Linked DNA regions of Homo sapiens: regions 1 and 3 are each linked to region 2. Evidence: read pairs that join two places in POLR2A ChIA-PET (ENCODE). Cell type or tissue: OCI-LY7. All regions are shown on one strand. Links, peaks and the distances in the headings refer to the core of each region. The heading gives the core; the rest is flanking DNA. Region 1 overlaps RCSD1 (RCSD domain containing 1). Region 2 has its middle 13 kb from the start of RCSD1. Region 3 has its middle 13 kb from the start of CREG1.

The links. Peaks named below come from ENCODE experiments on the same cell type or tissue, not always from the same donor. Only the 100,000 strongest peaks of a DNase experiment are listed, where the experiment ranks them.
Region 1: POLR2A ChIA-PET joins it to region 2 with 7 read pairs; 17 of 35 experiments call an interaction of 5 or more read pairs at or near these places.
Region 3: POLR2A ChIA-PET joins it to region 2 with 9 read pairs; 7 of 35 experiments call an interaction of 5 or more read pairs at or near these places.

The regions. Positions count from the first base shown.
Region 1 is chr1:167,677,787-167,683,630 of GRCh38, reverse strand. The region is part of intron 1 of RCSD1 (RCSD domain containing 1); the gene reads right to left. Among named protein-coding and RNA genes, the nearest start is that of TRP-CGG1-1, 34 kb to the left of the region's middle. RefSeq lists a silencer at 3,150-3,353. In OCI-LY7, for the core only: no CTCF peak of the experiment used is centred there; no DNase peak of the experiment used is centred there; H3K27ac peaks cover 943 bases.
Region 2 is chr1:167,614,619-167,620,462 of GRCh38, reverse strand. No RefSeq gene overlaps it. Among named protein-coding and RNA genes, the nearest start is that of RCSD1, 13 kb to the left of the region's middle. RefSeq lists an enhancer at 1,920-3,119. In OCI-LY7, for the core only: no CTCF peak of the experiment used is centred there; DNase peaks (open chromatin) are centred at 2,752 and 3,722; H3K4me3 peaks cover 3,980 bases; H3K27ac peaks cover 4,770 bases.
Region 3 is chr1:167,563,435-167,569,278 of GRCh38, reverse strand. No RefSeq gene overlaps it. Among named protein-coding and RNA genes, the nearest start is that of CREG1, 13 kb to the right of the region's middle. RefSeq lists an enhancer at 3,991-5,190. In OCI-LY7, for the core only: no CTCF peak of the experiment used is centred there; DNase peaks (open chromatin) are centred at 2,318, 3,138 and 4,428.

The DNA.
Region 1 (5,844 bases), core at 541-5,540, 63 kb before region 2:
AGGCAGTACAGGTCCAATTTTCTCATTCCTCAAGGACCCCACCGGCAAAGGGCAACGTCTGCGACAGTGTACGAGTCTCCTTACCTCCTGAACAAGGGTGAGCAAATGCCCTTTATTGAACTTGAAACACATATATATGTGTCTTTTGTTCCCTACTTGAGTGCCATGGGTAAAGAAGCGCTCAGTAAATATTTGTGGAATTAATAAGTAAGTGACACGAGAGCAGATAGCACAGTGGATGGGAGCCAAACTGCCTGGATTCAAGCACTGACTTGCTCCATCTCTTACCAGCCTGGGGACCTGGGGCAAATGGCTTAGCCTTTCTGTGCCTTGACAAGGATGGCTGTAGCACATCCCTCATCAGTTGTTTTGTGGATTAAATGATTTGCTATATACCCAGAGGGCTGGGACAAGGCCTGGCTCATTGCAAATGCTTTGGAAGGGTGGTTGTTATTGTTACTGGCGGTGAGTCTTGCCTCCAGTGTGGTCATCAGTTTACCGTGGCTGTCCCTCCATTGAGGTGCCCCCAGGTTCCCTGAAGAGGCCAAGATGCACCCCAGGACACCATTTATTCTCATGTACCATTTGTCACCAAGACACACAGAGTAAGTCAGTGATGCTGGAAATGGCCAGTTCGTTTCTGCCTTGTTACAGGAGGCCTACATAACCACTTGGTTTGAATAAGATTTTTTACATGTCCAGTCCCGGAGACATTAGGTTTTTGTCTTTTGTCACCATGGTGGCAGCATTTCTTACACAGACTTCGAACTCCCCCTGCACTTCCCCTCCTCACGTCTAGTCTGAAAATGGGAGGATTTGGGCAGCAGTTTGTCTGAGAAAGTCCATCCTGCCTTTCCCTGGCTCTTGTGGTCTACAAAAACAAAGGATGCTTCCCTCCAGCAGCGAGCTTACTCCCTTGTACACACACACACACACACACACACACACACACACACACACACTCTTCCATGGCCCTCCTTTTGTGCTAAAAGTGGTGTCTCTGAGCTTTCTTATTTGGGTGCTCCCTCCAAAGTAAATAACTTTAGTCATTCTAAGATGCTGTCCCCTTGGAGCAAGGGAGGGGCAGATCTCCTCACCTCCCAGCCACTTCCAGCAGGGAAGTTAAGTTAATGGGGCAAAGTTTTGAGAAGAAGGCTTTGACAGGCCGGACATGGTGGCTCACGCCTGTAATCCCAGCACTTTGGGAGGCCGAGGCAGTTGATCACTTGAGGTCAGAAGTTCGAGACCAGTCTAGCCAACGTGGTGAAACCCCATCTCTACTAAAAATACAAAATTAGCCGGGTGTGGTGGTGTGCACCTGTAATCTCAGTTACTTGGGAGGCTGAGGCAGGAGAATTGCTTGAACCTGGGAGGCAGAAGTTGCAGTGAGCCAAGATCACACCACTGCACTCCAGACTGGGTGACAGAATGAGACTCCATCTCAAAAAAAAAAAAAAAGGCTTCGTTTAGGGATTTGAAGGAACTGCTGGGGCCATGGACTTTCCGATCTGCGAACAGCTGTTCTGGAGGAAAAGACAGGTACCCCTTTACTGTGGGTTGCTATAATTCAAGCTCATCTCCATACCAGCCTAAACACCAAATGCTGATTTCACATAAAGATATAAAAGGATTCACCTCTATTCAAGATGCCAGATTTCCCCATGATGCTGGGGGAAAGCCGAGGAGTGCGAGGCCCCACCCTGATGAGTTCCCCACTGGGAGGGGCTCCTAGACTTGACACGTTTTACCCTCACACTTGCCACATAAGGAAGTCAGAGAATGGAACAACGAGAGAGAGGCTTGGGGACAGTGTGTGATTAATTGAGCTGTTCTTGGCAAAGATGCTGGCTGATTGGTTTGTCCATCTGTCTAACTTCTTGCCCACATCACAGATCAGTCTCTCTGTCCCCTGCTATTTATGCTTGGGTCCTGCTGACAGTGTGCTTTACCTCAGTTTCAAAGGCGCCAATCACTGGTGGAGCAGGAAGATAAATTCCAGTTAAAAATAGAGCTGTATAGGAATCAAAAGCTCCTCCCTTACTTCCCTGTCCCAAAACTAGCCTTGGCAAGGGGCTCAGAAGTGAGAGAACTCTGAGGCTTCTGGAAGCACTTAGGGCTTAAAAGCTGGGTTGAAGGAAAGATTCTATTACCTCTGAGTTTGTTTTCCTGGAGCCTAGTGAATGGCTTTTCTTTAGACTAAGGACTCCAGAGCTTGTCGAAGCTTGGCAGATCCTGTCACCATCAGCCCCTCTCCAGACACTTCCCATCCTCTGTTGCAGAAGACTGATTGATTATTACCGTCTGCCCTCCAGGCACATTAAACCCAGAGAAGGCAAGTGACAGCCAGAGTCACACAGAACAGGCCAAACAAGGTAATCTGTGAAACATCTGACTCCAACTCCTGAGACTCCAGTAATGGACATCAGTTAAGTAGCATCATTTGTGAAAGTGCCTTGGCAACTCTAAAGTGCTATACAAATCTCAACATTATTATTAGCCTCTGATTTGCATAGCTGCAATGGAAGAAGTGTGGTCTTGGGGATGAATCGGGGCTGGTGGCTCAGCCTGTTTGATGCCTTGCCTGGATTTCTGCCTTGCAGTTCTGGCAGGTACAGCTGCTAACCCCTCTCCAGTGTGCTCAGCACCATACCACCTCAGCCATGGGCCAGGAGCTCTTCACGGCAGTCCCGCTAAGGCCATACCCTCACCTTGACTGTTAGGTCTGAGAACTTCAGTTTCTCTACCTATTCCCAGACTTTCCTGAGACACCCTTAGCCTCTCTGGATTAAATGTTCTTTCTCTGTTCCTGTGATGTCCATAAAGTACTTAGCACAGAGCCTGAAACATAGCATGTACTTGGCTGGGCACAGTAGCTCAAGCCTGGAATCCCAGCATTTTGGGAGTCCAAGGCAGGAGGATCTCTTGAGCTCAGGAGTTCGAGACCAGACTGGGCAATAAAGAGAGACCCCATCTGTATACAATATTAGCCTAGTGTGGTGGCGTGTGCCTATGGTCCCAGCTACTCAGGAGGCTGAGGAGAGAGGATCACTCGGGCCCAGTTGGTCGAGGCTGCAGTAAGCCCTGCTCACATCACTGCACCACTGCACTCCTGCCTGGGGCAACAGAGACTCTGCCTGAAAAAAACAAAAACAAAAACAAAAACAAAAACAAAAACAAAAACAGGGCTCATCTAAGGTTGGTTTCTTCCTCCTCCTCCTCCTCCTCCCATCCGACCTGGTCTGCTGGTGTCAGGGCCTGGGTACCTGCTCACAAAGTCACTGACACCCTCAACTCACCCCCATGGACCATACCCAGATGTATGTAAGTCCCTCCCCTGCCAGCATCTACCCTCCAGGTCCTGGTCATTGCCTTGACTTCAGCTTGTCCTTTCTTCTTGGGCCATTTTCCATGTCTTAGATCTGTTTTCTGCACTCATCTCCCTTTGTGCCCTGCTTTAGCTCACACTTGTCTTTACAGATCGCAGGCCTGTACTCCATCTTCCTGGGCCCAGGTCTTGCTTACGAAGCCCTCCCTGCTACCTTCCAGCTGGGCCATGCCAGGTAACTCGGAAACCATGCCTGTGGTTACTGTCTGGCCTGACTTTGCCAAGGCTAGGAGAAAATCACCTCTGGTGTTTACTTTCTATTTCTATGGGACTTTCTTCCGAGAACTGAGGAGCCCCTGTGTCTGGACAGCATGGAACTTCCCCTCCGCTGTTGCCATGTTGCGTAAACACAGTTTGGATACTGCTGACCATCCACATAATGAGACCTTTATGTACAGGCCAGACTAGGCTCTACCTGCTTCCTAGGCTCTGCCCTGTCTCTCCACCTTCTGCGCTCATCCAAGGTCTCAGTATCTCCCAGCCTTTGGGCTATGGTTTAGGGAAACAAGGCCCCAGGGAAGGCCTCATCATCTGCAGCTTAAGAGAAGATGCAGTGAGAGAGCCCAGTGTGGGGCTGGAAGAACTATGCTCTTGGCCAAAAGGAAGTTTCTCTCTCTCACCAGAAATAGGCCAGAGCCCAGAGCCTCAAAGGTCTGAGGTATGTTTGCTTCTTCACTCCTCCAGAACTGAAGGGGATCACCCCTTCCAGTGTGACCACGCTTAAATCATCACTTCAAAAAGACCACCATAGAATCTCTCTGAAATACTGCAATGACTCTAGAATCTTCCTTTATGTCCTTAGTTATCCCTAGTTCTTCAATGTATCCCAATGTTTGACCATTACTATCCTAGGAGGATGGAAAGGGTTCTGGACTGGGAACCAGGTAGGTCCATTTGACCTGCTCATCTACCAGAGTACCTCCTATGTGGGAGGCACTGTCCTTACAGCCTTTGATATATTTTCTGTAATTCTTACCTCTCTAAAAGAGGAAACTGGGGCCTAGAGTTGCTAAGTAAGTTACTATTCAAGTCAGTAAGTGCAGGCATGAGAATTTTCTGGATTCCAAAGCTCTTTCCACACCAACATGCTGTACTAACTCTATGCCTTTACTGGAAGAGTTAACTTAGTCTCTTGTTAATAGGCATTTACTGGTCTAGGCCCTGAGATACATCAGTGAACAAGACAGTCCTTGCCCTTCAGAAGTTGCTACTTCAGCAATAAACAGGTACACAGCGAAACCATAAGACGCTTTGTTAAACGCTGTGAAGAAAATAAAACAGGGCACTTATTTTATGGGAATGTGGGAAGACATCTCTGAAGAGAGAGCACATGAGTTGAATCCCAGTTGGGGAAAAGAGAAAAGGAAAATTGTTCTGAGCAGAAGCACAGACAGAAACAAAGGTTGAGGGGCAGAGAAAAGAGAAGGGTGGCAGGGACAACAAGAGGGGGCGGGAAGATGCGAGTGGTAGTGTGAGGCCAGCTACATTGGGCCTCATGGACCAGAGCGCGCAGTTTGTGTTTTATCTTGAACCAGCAGGATGTCATTTGGAGGGTTTCAAGGAGGGACGTGACCTGAGTCGCGCATCAAGGAGCTGTCTGTGGAGGAGGGACAGGAGTGGAAGAGGGTGAGCAGAGGCAGGTGCTGGCAGCGGTCCAGCTGAGATTGGGTGCGGGAGTGAACAGGGCTTGTGCAGGGGGATGGGATTTGAAGGTCAGGCTGCTGGGAATTACTGATGCATGGGTGTGAGCAAGGGAAAGAGAAGAATCATGGATGACTCCTGAAGGTTTGACTTGGATAACGGGATGCATGGGGTATTTGCTTCTGGGTTGAAAGCCATGTTGGGGAGAGAGGGGTGGGTGGGGCTAGTTGGGCAATGAATAGTTCTTCCTTGGTCATGAAAGTCTGACATGTCTATTAGACGTCTAAGTGGAGATGCAATGCAGGAGGTTGAATATATACCCAAGTCTGGAGTTCAGAGAAGTGTTTCAGGCCAGAAACAAAACTTGGAGAGTCACTAGCTAGAAATGGTAGTTGATGTTACGAGACTGCATAAAGTCAGAGGAAACAGAGAATAGGGAAGAGAAGAGGCCCAAAGACTGAGGTCTGGGATGTCTCCTTAGTCACCCTAAGCTGCCTTTCATTCTCAATGTGAGGGGACTGGTCCTGTTATTCCAGTGGGAGCCTGGAGGGCATTTTGGTGTAGAATGCAGATGGGATGGGCTTGAAAGGAAAATAAACCTCAGACTGCAAAATCACTAATCCAAAGGGAAAAGTCAAGCTGTGAAACGCATCAGGCAAATCTGCCTCCCACTTTATTCCTGAATAAGATAAACAAAGATTAAAAAGCGACATACCCCCCTCATAATTTTTCCCACTAGAAAATTCCTTGTGGGCCTCAAGATCTTTTCCCTAAACAGTTTTGTTGAATTTTACCCTGACAATGTAAATTGATAGCTT
Region 2 (5,844 bases), core at 456-5,455:
GTTTTCTGCACAACGTGTTCTTGTTTTTGACTTTGGCAAAGTGCTCATTTGCAAAAACATACTGAAAACCTGTGTCCCCGCCTGATAGTTTCTCTTTCCCTCTTGCAGTGGCCTCAGTATCCATCCATTTGCTCATGACAGAAACCTGGGAGTCACTCTCGATTTATCCTTCATCTTTAGCAATCAGGTGCTGCCGTTCTAGCTCTGAAGCTCCCTGACATCATCCCCCCTCCCTCCATCACTGTCACTGCCCTCTTAACGTCAGGATTATGAAAACAGTGTCCTAGTTAATCTCTGCATCTTCTAGTTGTTCTCCTTACCTCCAGCCTTGACTCATACTCCCCCCATCCCATCTATTTTCCGCTCCACAGGCAATAATCTTTCAAGAACATGTAACTGGCTCCCAGAAGCATTCAGGATAAAGGCTAACTTCTTAGATGGCTCACTCACATCCCTTCCTGACATGGCTGCACTTATCTGTCTGGCCTCTTCTCAACAGAGAACAGCCAGTATTCCAGACTCCAGGCATCCTGAGCTGCTTTCAGGTCCCTGAATTGGCTCTTCCCTCTGCCTGGAATACATTTCCTGATTTGCGCAAAGTGAATTTTATTCATTTTTGAGTAAGAGTTCTTGGTTCAGGCTTTCTCTAGGAAAATGGTCCTGACCACCACCACCCCTTTCCCCACTCTCCCACCACCTGGGAGAGAGATATTTCCTATGTGCCATTCAACACCTGTACTATTACTGCCATTGAAAGAATTATTATATAATTGCCCATTTACTTTCTATTTTTTTGTTTTTTGAGACGGAGTCTTGCTCTGTTACCAAGGCTGGACTGCAATGGTATGATCTCGGCTCACTGCAACCTCTGCCTCCCAGGTTCAAGCGATTCTCCTGCTTCAGCCTCCCCAGTAGCTGGGATTACAGGCACCCACCTCCACGCCTGGCTAACTTTTGTATTTTTAGTAGAGACGGCGTTTCACCATGTTGGTTAGGCTGGTCTCGAACTCCTGACCTCAAGTGGTCCATCCACCTCAGCCTCCCAAATTGCTAGGATTACAGGCGTGAGCCACCATGCCCGGCCCCATCTACTTTCTTTATATTCTTATGAAACTTTAAGCTTAATTAAGGCACATTCCACCCTATCTCAGTCAAAGTTCTATGATCAGTGCCACCTTCAAATCTGGTGAATCAATACATGTTGGATGAATGAGTGCACACTAGCCCCGTGCAAAAAAGTAGATAATTCATTTTGTCATCCACTTCTCACATGCCCACTTAAAAATGCAGTAATAACATAGGGAGTTGTAATATACAGTATACCATAGCGCAGTTAAAGACCTGACCTTTTTTCCTAATTACCACATATCAACTAGTTTACATACTATCATCTCCTTGTATAAAGTCACAACTCCTGGTGCTGAAGTCTCTTCCGTATTTTTATGGTTTGGGAGTATGTTATAATTACACTGCCTGCTTCCTGCTGTGTGATAATCTTTGAGACTTTTAAAGACTTTTCTCATCTTGGTGTACCTAATACCACTCTAGGACCCATGAGGCAAACATAGAGTTCATACCTTGTGAGTGTCATTTATCTGAAAAGGCAGTAATAGATCCTTGAGTCTTCGAATCAGAATACAAGCTAAATACTAAATGTGCTAAAGCAGTGTAAGACTGGATGTTGCTGGGTACTGAGGAAGGCCGGAAGGACTAGGATGGAGCGTCAAGGAAGGCCTCGGGGGCAAGAGGAAGAAGACGTTGACTTAGGTGTGCTCGGTGCAGGGGCTGATGGCAGAGCTTTATGTGGAAGGATCCTGTGAGCAAACAGCCCCAGGAGCCCGCGGAGGGGGTAGAAGAGAACGTGAGCTATTGCCAGAGCCAGCTTCAGTCCTCAGGTTTGCGGGGCCCGCTCCAACAGGGTGCACATCCGTCCTTTGAGTGGGCACAAAGTTTGGAATCCATTTCAGCCTCCTTATGGAGATCCTGCTGCACTCAGAATGTTGTTCTGGGAGAGTTTTGCGCTTGGTGTTTGCATCTGCGAAAATGGGTGATATCTGTATTTTGAAGATAATTGAACTTGAGCAGTGGCTTCTGATTTGTATTTTCTGCTTCTGTTTCCTTCATTGCACGTGGAAGGGCTTTTAGGTGGCAACAAAGAGAAAGAGATGGGATGAGACTAACCAAGGGAAAGAAAGATTTGACAACCAATTACCTATAGATAACCTGTAGGCAAAGGGGCCAAAGTGAGGCCTGGGGATTCGAAGATCCTACCAGATAGGTGATTTGCAGAGAGCAAAGTGACTTTACCGTTCTCCTTTTCTAATTTGATGAGAGTTCTCATCAGTCACCCAGGAATGTGGTAAGGAACTCCTAATCAAAATGACCATAAATCTGAAACCATAATGAAATGGGTTAAGCACTAATCTGACCCCTTACAGCCAGGCGGCAATGAAGCAAAGGAAGCAGACAGCCCCTGATGGAAGTCACACAGGGAGATGAATGCTTTGCCGCAGAAAGGGGAATGGTGTGGGTGGCAGCCGTTGGGGAGAGGGGTGGGGGTGGGGTGGAAAAGGAATTTGCATCTCATGGCTCAATCAGATCTGAAACCTAACATCCTGTTTTTCTGTAGGTTGGGCACATCAGTAGCTGAGAGACTCCTCTGACCATGGCCAGCCTCAGGAAGTGAGTGTCAACAGCCTTGCAGATGGGAACTCAACTCCTGGGTACCCATGCCTGAAAAGACGTAAGTCCTGCTCCCACCGGCACCAGACCCCCTGCCCTCCCTCTACCCCAATACTAGAACTCCAGACCTCACCCCTCCTCCCCAGAGACATATCAGCAGGAAGTTAAGTCAGCTGGAACACTTTGTTCCCTTGACATTTCTGTTTTAATTCTGCAGCTGTGTTTAAGGCTTCATGAATTATCTGTCCAGCACGGTCTGTTTGTCTGCCTAGTGCCTCTTCTCCCACTTCCCTGCACCAGGTCATGATTACCCTAAGGCTGGTAGAGCAGAACTGGAACTAGGGTTGGTAAGAAGGAAGTGGGATGGTAAGAAAGGGCATTAGGGACTGTAATATTAGCTGTTGATGAGCTAAGGATGATGATCTGATTGCTTGCTCAAGGAGGAGGAATTCCTAAATCATTAACAGTGTGCGTTGCCGATAGCTCTCTTTCCTCACCCTCTCATGGTATTTATCTCTACATCACATCATAGTGATGAATAGGTGTGTCTTTTCTCCTCAGTATTCTATAGTGCCTACTTACATGCCTTATTCATGCTTATTCATGTTCAGGAAGCAGTTGGTAATTGAAGGAATGAGCCTTCTCGCCTTCCTTTTATCTCAAGTCAGCTTATCACTTAAAAACAAAAACAAAAACAAGCCATAGCTTCCAAATTCAACTTGGTCCTGCTCAGGGTGGTATTTCTTAATTTCTTATAGCTGCAATTCACAGGTCTGTATCCTTGCTTGCCAATGTCTGTTTTGGTATTCATGGTAGTTGGCTCTGAGACATATCAGAGCACTATATTGTTCTTTCCTGGTTGCTTTTTCTTCTGCTTCTCATCAAAGTCTAGAGAGAAACTCAGTTTCTAAAGCCATTAAGAACCTAGTAGGAAAATGGTGATTAGTCTCTCCAAGTTCTTCTTCCTCAGCAGACCCACGAAGAGTGTTCTCCATTCACTGGTCAATCAGGCTCACATGTGTGAAACGTCAAGGTTGGCCTTAAAGGACCACCCGGGCAAATGACTTATCGTTAGTTACGTGAGCTGGGTATGTTTTGTCAACCACCCCGCTTGAAACCTAAGCATGAGAGAACGTAGCTCACAAGACAGGTATGGCCCCATATGTCTCCATAAGCCCACATCTAGAAAATACGTATGCAGATTTTTCTGTTGCCAGTTGGTCATCCTGAGCTATCATTTCTAATGTGTGACTAGTTTCAACCAAATTTAATATTTTAAAACCAGTCTCAAAGCCCTATATTTTAAAAAGTAAAACTATAAGTGGGCCTGGCATGGTGGCTCACGCCTGTAATCCCAGCACTTTGGGAGGTTGAGGAGGGCAGATCACAAGATCAGGAGTTCAAGACCAGCCTGATTAATATTGTGAAACCCCATCTCTACTAAAAATACAAAAATAAGCCGGGCGTGGTGGCACGCACCTGTAGTCCCAGTTGCTCGGGAGGCTGAGGCAGGAGAATCACTCGAACCCGGGAGGCAGAGGTTGCAATGAGCCGATATCATGCCATTGCACTCCAGCCTGGGCAACAGAGTGAGATTCCATCTCAAAAAACAAAAACAAAACAAAACAAAACAAAACAAAACTGTATAAAGCCCACAATTAACATTATACTCAACAGTGAAAAACTGAAAGCTTTCTTTTTTTTTTTTTTCTTTCTTTTTTTGAGATATAGTCTCACTCTGTCACCCAGGCCAGAATGCAGTGGCACGATCTTGGCTCACTGCAACATCCACCTCCCGGGTTCAAGTGATTCTCTTGCCTCAGCCTCCCAAGTAGCTGGGATTACAGGTGTGCACCACCATACCTGGCTAATTTTTGTATTTTTAGTAGAGGTGGGGTTTCACCATGTTGGCCAGGCTGGTCTCAAACTCCTGACCTCTAATGATCCACCCACTTCGGCCTCCCAGAGTGTTGGGATTATAGGCGTGAGCCACTGCACCCAGCCAACTGAAAGCTTTCTAAGACCAGGAAGAAGGCAAGCTTGCTTCCTCTTACCACTTCTATTCAACTTGGTACTGGAAGTCCTAGCCAGAGCAATTAGGCAGGAAAAAGAAATAAAAGGCATACAAATCAGAAAGGAAGAAGTAAAATGATCTCTGTTCACAAATGACATGATCTTATATGTAGAAAGCCCTGAAAATTGTACACCAAAACACAGTTAGAGTTATTACATGAATTCAGCAAAGTTATATGATACAAAATTAGCATGAAAAAAGTTGTGCTTTTATGTACTAACAATGAACAATCCAAGAAAAAATTAAGAAAACAATCCCATTTACAATAGCAACAAAAATAGTAAAATACTTAGGAGTAAACTTAATCAAGGAGGTAAGCTGAAAACTACACCTATACACTGAAAACTACAAATCATTCCTGAAAGAAATTAAAGACACAAATAAACAAAAACACACTCTATGTTCATGGATCAGAAGACTTAATGTTGTTAAAATGGCCATACCCCCAAAGCTATCTACAAATTCAATGTAATACCTATCAAAATTTCAATAGCTTTTTTTTTGCAGAAATAGAAAAAAAATTCAAAATTCGTATGGAATCTCAAGGGACCCCAAATTTCCAAAACAATCTTGAAAAAGAACAAAATTGGAGGCTTCACACTTCCTGAATTCAAAACATAATATAAAGCTACAATAATCAAAACAATGTGGCATGAGCATAATGACAGACATATAGACCAATGAAACAGAATAGAGAGCCCAGAAATAAACCCTCATGCATATGGACAAATGATCTTCAAAAAGGTTACCAAGACCACATGATGGGGAAAGGACAATCTCTTCAACAAATGGTGTTGGGAAAGCTGGGATATCCACATGTGAAAGAATGAAGTTGGACCCTTACCTTACACTATATACAAAAATTAACACAAAACGGATTAAAGACCTAAACCTAAGACCTGAAACTATAAAACTCCTAGAAGAAAACATAGGAGGAAAGCTTTATGACATTGGATTTGACAATAATTTCTTGAATATGACACTGACAGTGTAGGAAACAAAAGCAAAAATGGACAAATGAGACTATATCAAACTTAAAAATTCCTCCACATTAAAGGAACCAACAGTGAAAATACAATCTATGTAAT
Region 3 (5,844 bases), core at 269-5,268, 51 kb after region 2:
CTTGTGCCCAGAAGGCAGAGAGCCAGAAATATTGGGTGGACAGTATAATGCCTACCACAGATAGCACACATGATTACCTTTGGCACAAAATGCCCACTCAGATGTTCCTCCCACACACACAAACACAAATGTTATACACACACACACACACACACACACACACACACACACACCCTTTTTTTTTTTTTTTTGAAACAGTCTCATACTGTCACCCAGGCTGGAGAGCAGTGGCATGCTCACAGCTCCCTGCAGCCTTGATCTTCTGGGCTCAAGTGATCCTCCCACCTCAGTCTCCCTAGTAACTGGGACTACAGGTGTGTGCCACCATGTCCAGCTAATTTTTTTTTTTTTTGTATTTGTTGTAGAGATGGGGTTTCTCCTTGTTGCCCAGGCTGGTCTCAAACTCCCGGGCTCAAGTGACCCACCTACCTTGGCCTCCCAAAGTGCTGGGATTACAGGCGTGAGCCACTGTCCCCAGGCTTTCCTCCCTTTCTATGGAGGAATAAGATGAATTTAAGCAGTATGCTTGAAATTTATTTGATCAGCATATACTGAGTAACTACTTAAAGTTTCCCTTTGAAATTTTGTAAATGTGAAAGAGGGAGTTTTAAAATGGGCCCTAGAATTTATTTAAAAGAAGAAATATATTTCATTTAACAAAATGCTCAGAAAGCCATTTTATTGTGGAAAAATACTGCCATGCCTCGTTGGCTGTGCTAAGAGAAGACATTGAGCAAAATTATTGTACATATTAAAGGGAAAAGAATTTCAAGTTTCTTAAGGCAGCCTGGGAAGCTTTCTAGAATAGAGACTGAAACATTCAATTTTAAATAATCTGCCGTGGTACATGGCAATGTAACGCCTCCCCTAAATCTTCAACAAAAACCTGCTATGCTTTGGGTGAGCAGTGTTTGTTGCAGGGAAATTAAGGCAAAGTAGTGTTTGTTGGGTTAATTCAGGACAAGAAGCAGAGAAAGCTTCCAGCAAGATAAAAAATCTTGCAGAAAACTATTGTGAACAGCATATACCCCTGGGAATCCTCAGTTATTCTGTGGGGAAATGCTGAGTTTCCAAGCCCAGCATATGAAATATTTCCATTTAAATGTTAAAGGAAAAAGTGACACAACTAAACTAAAGGAAACGGGGCTCTCTAGGCTGCTAAGTTTTAAATAACTAGTATAGCCCTCCGATATTTGTGGGTTACTTTGTAGTTGGTTAGCATTTAAAAAATCATAGTTGAAACTGATTTCTTTGAGAAATGCTAGCCTCTTATTAAGCAAGTTCAGTATATAAAGTATTGAAATGAGTTCCCTGCAGAGACGTTGCTATTATAATACAGCAAGTCAGGCATCCATTTCCCTGTGCGGCTGAGACAGGAGCTGCTCCAGCCTTTCTTCCCGAGCATCCCTCTGTTCTCCTGATGAAGTCACTCCGTAACCCACAGCCCTCCAGGGCAGCTAAGCCAGCAATAAGAAAGGAGGTTAATTTACCTCTACCTGCCTCCTCCCAAAGAGAAAATCACATTTTTGAAATCCACATGAAACTTAGGGTCATAATAAGCTTATGTGTGAAGAATGTAGGTGGTTTGCGTTGTTTGTAGAACAAAACTAGGCTCTGCGAAGAGGTTGCAGTGAAATAAACATTTTATGGAGCCCTTCCTGCAGTGTTTTTTTTTTTGTTTGCTTTTTGGAGGTGGGGCCTACTAAAAATTTCTGTAACATGTCTGCTTTTAAAAACATTTGCCCATCTTTACCCATGAAGTATTGAGAGCGCTTATTGAGGGTTAAAGTGCTTATTAGTGGGAGTTGACCTCATGGCTGCATGGCCAGAGAAGCCCTGCAGTGGGAAGGGGCTGCCCTTGTCTTCCTGTCAGATCTTGAAGGCCTGGCCAGAGCATGTTACCCTCTTTAGGCATTTTTCTTTTTACTTTCAATAAGGGGTCAGGCTTTTAAAAACATTCTATGTCATCCTTAAGGAAAAAATAAAAACAAATTATTGTGAATGGCCAAGAAAGTCTATCAGGAAGGAAATAAAGTGGAGAGAAAAACAACCACAGGCTCTTTCACCAACTCTTGGAGAAGCAGGAAACATGGCAACATCAGGGCGAATTTTTACTCATCCTTGACCTCTGTCTGGAGAGGGGCAGTGACTCTACCTCCCACCCAGGACAGGATGCTGTGGTCGTGAGGAGGGCACCTCTGGGCACAGCACCTACCTGGGGCTATGCATTCCTTCTGACCCAGCCTCTCTGGCACCTGGGAGTGACTTGTGGAAAACAGGATGTCTGTTAGTCTACTCACTAAATGCTAGATCTTGAGCAAGGTCTGTAACCCCCAGGGGCTTCAGTTTCCTCAGCTGTAAGATGGGGCTGAGAAAAAGAGCTCGTAATCCCTTACCCAAGACCCTTGGGCCAAACGTGTCTCAGAATTCAGGATTTTCAGATCTGAGAAAGGTAAGAAGCTGCCCAGAAGTATCTATTTTATGTACTACACAGAAAAGAAAAGAATTTCACATTTCTTGAGGCAGCCTGGGAAACTTCCTAGAATAGAGAAAGTGGTGTCTGGAGCAGTACCTGCAATCGAATACACTGAGAGACACCGAAGGACCAAGAAGTTTCCACTGAGGCTGTGGCATGTCCTCGTCCTCCACAGCTGTTCTTCCACCCACTCTAACACGTGACCTTAGCCCCTAACTGCTCCTCCTCATCCCTCTTAATGAAATCCAAATTGCCTGAACAATGGTGGCTGATGTGCAAGAATTCCTCTCTCTTCTAAAATCCATCCCTCACCTACTATTCCTGAACTTCCTGAATTAAGGCTGACCCCCCTGCTAAGGCCCTATAACAGCAATAAAAACAACAACAACAAACAACAAACCCAAAAACCCTCCCTCCTCCCCCAAGGTATTTGAGAACACTCCTTTCAGGGACTGCTTCTGCCTGGCAGTCTGGATTAAAGTCTACGGTCATGGTGTTCCGGTTGCTTTTCCTCCACAACATTCATAGTTCTGCAGTGAAACATAGGAACACCTGCGGAGCACAGGATGGATAAAAAACATGAAGAGTCTCACCGAGGGAAGGTGTGCTGGCAAATGACTGTTTTCAGAGCTTTTTGAATTTTGGAAATGAGGATGTGAAATTGAGGACCTGTGGTATTATGTCGTAGAGTTGATGTGAAAATGAAGTGAGATAGTACATGAAAGTATTTGGAATAGTACTGGGCACACAGAGCTTGATAAATATTTGCCATGGTGATTATGCTGAGAGTTTTATGTAACCAAGGAGCTGTCACATTGGGGTTCAGACTCACAGGTGCACAGAGGGACCACAGCTTAGGACAACACCATGGGAGAGGGTATCCTCTCATCCCTGCACCCTGAAAAACTTTGCAATGGCAAGTTTCCAGCCATACCTGCATCTGGCTCTAGGCTGCCTGTTTCTGGAAGAGATCCTGTGCATCCTCAACAGCTCCACATACAGGCTCTGAATGCAGCCTCTCTGCAGAAGACTCCAGTTTCCCAGTTATCAAATGATTTATTTTTGTACAAGGCAATCGTAACTGACCCCATGGCTTGAAGAGCAGCCCAGAATTCTTGGGCTTCTTACTGGGGCACATAGATAGAAAGAATATATTCTTTTGATAGAAGTAAAAGAATGTAGAGTGATATCATCTTAAATTGTACTTCAAGTTATAGAAACTATGGAAGGAAACATAGCTAAAAACATTTAAAACAAGCTTGTGCAACCTGTGGCCTGTGGGCTGCATGCAGCCCAACACAAATTCGTAAACTTTCTTAAAACATTATGAGAATTTTTTGCGATTTTTTTTTTTAGCTCATCAGCTATCATTAGTATTAGTGTATTTTACAAGCGGCCCAAGACAATTTTTCTTCCAATGCAGCCTAGGGAAGCCAAAAAAGTGGACACCCCGATTTAAAACATGGCTCATAATTTAATCATCCACATATTAATTCATTTAACAATCAGTGCCTGTGCACCTGTGTGGCCCAGGCACTGTTCTATGCCCAGGGGATTCCGAGCTGAACAAAACAGACAAGTTTCTCCTCCCATGGAGTTTCCATCCTAGTGAAGACGGTGGACAAATAACTAAGTAATATAATGATTAATCGTGGTGGGTGCTAGGAAAAAAACAAAACTGGGTAATGGAGCTGGGAGTGTCTGGAAGTGGGTATTTTGGATGGGGTAAGTCAGGGAAGGTCTCTATGAAATTATCTTCAACAGTTGAGAAGGGGTTTGGAAAGAAGCTGGCTCATGAAGAGCTCAGAGAAGAAAGTTCTTAGCAGAAAGAGGAACAAGTGTAAAGCCCCTGAGGCAGAAGGGATTGGAGATGTTTGGGGAGCAGCCAGGAGAGGCATGTGGCTGGAGCTGGGGACTGAGAACAGGAGGTGTGGTTGGAGAGGTATGCAGAGGCCCGCTCTACCAGGTCAGACCCTGCAGGCCATGCCAAGCAGTGTAGCTAGTAAGTGTAAGGAGTAGCCACTGGAGGGTTTAAGCAAAGACATGATGCAATCTCGTTTATCATTGCTTGAGGAGCAGGAGAATTGTTTTCTATAGTGCCTTCTGGTCTTTTATTTTTCACACACCCTTCATGGAATTTGCTAGGCATAGCTTTTAAAGGGCTCTGAATTCATTCTTGTGACTGTATCTGGTATTCTAGTGGTCATCTAGGTCACTAACAGTGCCTTGGGTCACCACCTCCAAAATTAAGCCATCCCCACATGTAAAAACCTGTGACTATCAGTCTTAATGCATATGATGTTGTGTGACTTTTTCTACTGTACAAAAAACCCCTTCCATTAAATATAAATGCACATTAAATATTTAGCAAACACTTGTTTAAGGAATGATGCATGTGGAACAAGAAGTAAATGGCATAAGCTCCCAATATACAAGCCACATATTATCGTGACAATTCAACCTTACCTGTCATTATTAAGCTTTCATTTTCCTTCTTGCTTTTAGGAAAAACAGCCCCAGCATTCCCTATCTCCTGACGCCTCCCTGCATCACACATCCACATTTTAGGTAGAAGGAGACTTTCACACCCAGCTCAAGACTCTCGGAGGTTGTAGACAAGCAACAAGGAGAATGTAAGGGCCAGCCAGTCTGGATTCAGTCCAGCAGCTGCCCAGTTGAGACCTGGACCAAAGCCAACTTCTCACTCACCTCCAGCATAGTCACTATCTATCTAGCTGATGATTTCTCCTTCCTTTCAATGAAAGCTTTAAGTGGCTTCTGTTTGCCTGGGAGACAAAGTGAGTCACATTCACAGTAGCTCTTTATATTGATGACCCTTGTCTCCACTCATGATGGTGGGGCCTCTACTTCTCCTCCAAGTCGCTCCTATCACCAGAGGCGTCTCACTTATGAGCTCAACCTCCTTTGCCTGCTCGGGCCACCTCTGCCTGCACAGCTGCATCAGGGCCCTTCTTCTGTTGTCACAGCCTTCAGATGAGCCACTTTCATGGGGAACTGTTGCACCGGATACTGCAGCTCTGCACTGGCCTACAACCACCGGGCATCATCGAAACTGGACCTCCACTATTGCCAAACATTACTGCCAACATATGCACTTTCAGTTCATGTTGTTGAGGTTTTTTTTAGCCCCTCCTTCCCCTATCCATCATGTTCCACTTCTAGACTAAGGCATGAGACCAGGGGAGGTTATAAAGCTGGACTGGAGGATAAATATAAGTTGTAGGTGTTCTTCCATCTTCTTTGTTACCCCCTCCTCTCTGAATACTGGAGTAGTATAACAGCACCAATCCCATATGCTTGCCTTCCTCACCCCCTGGTATCATGTCCTGTGTTAATCTCCTCTCCTT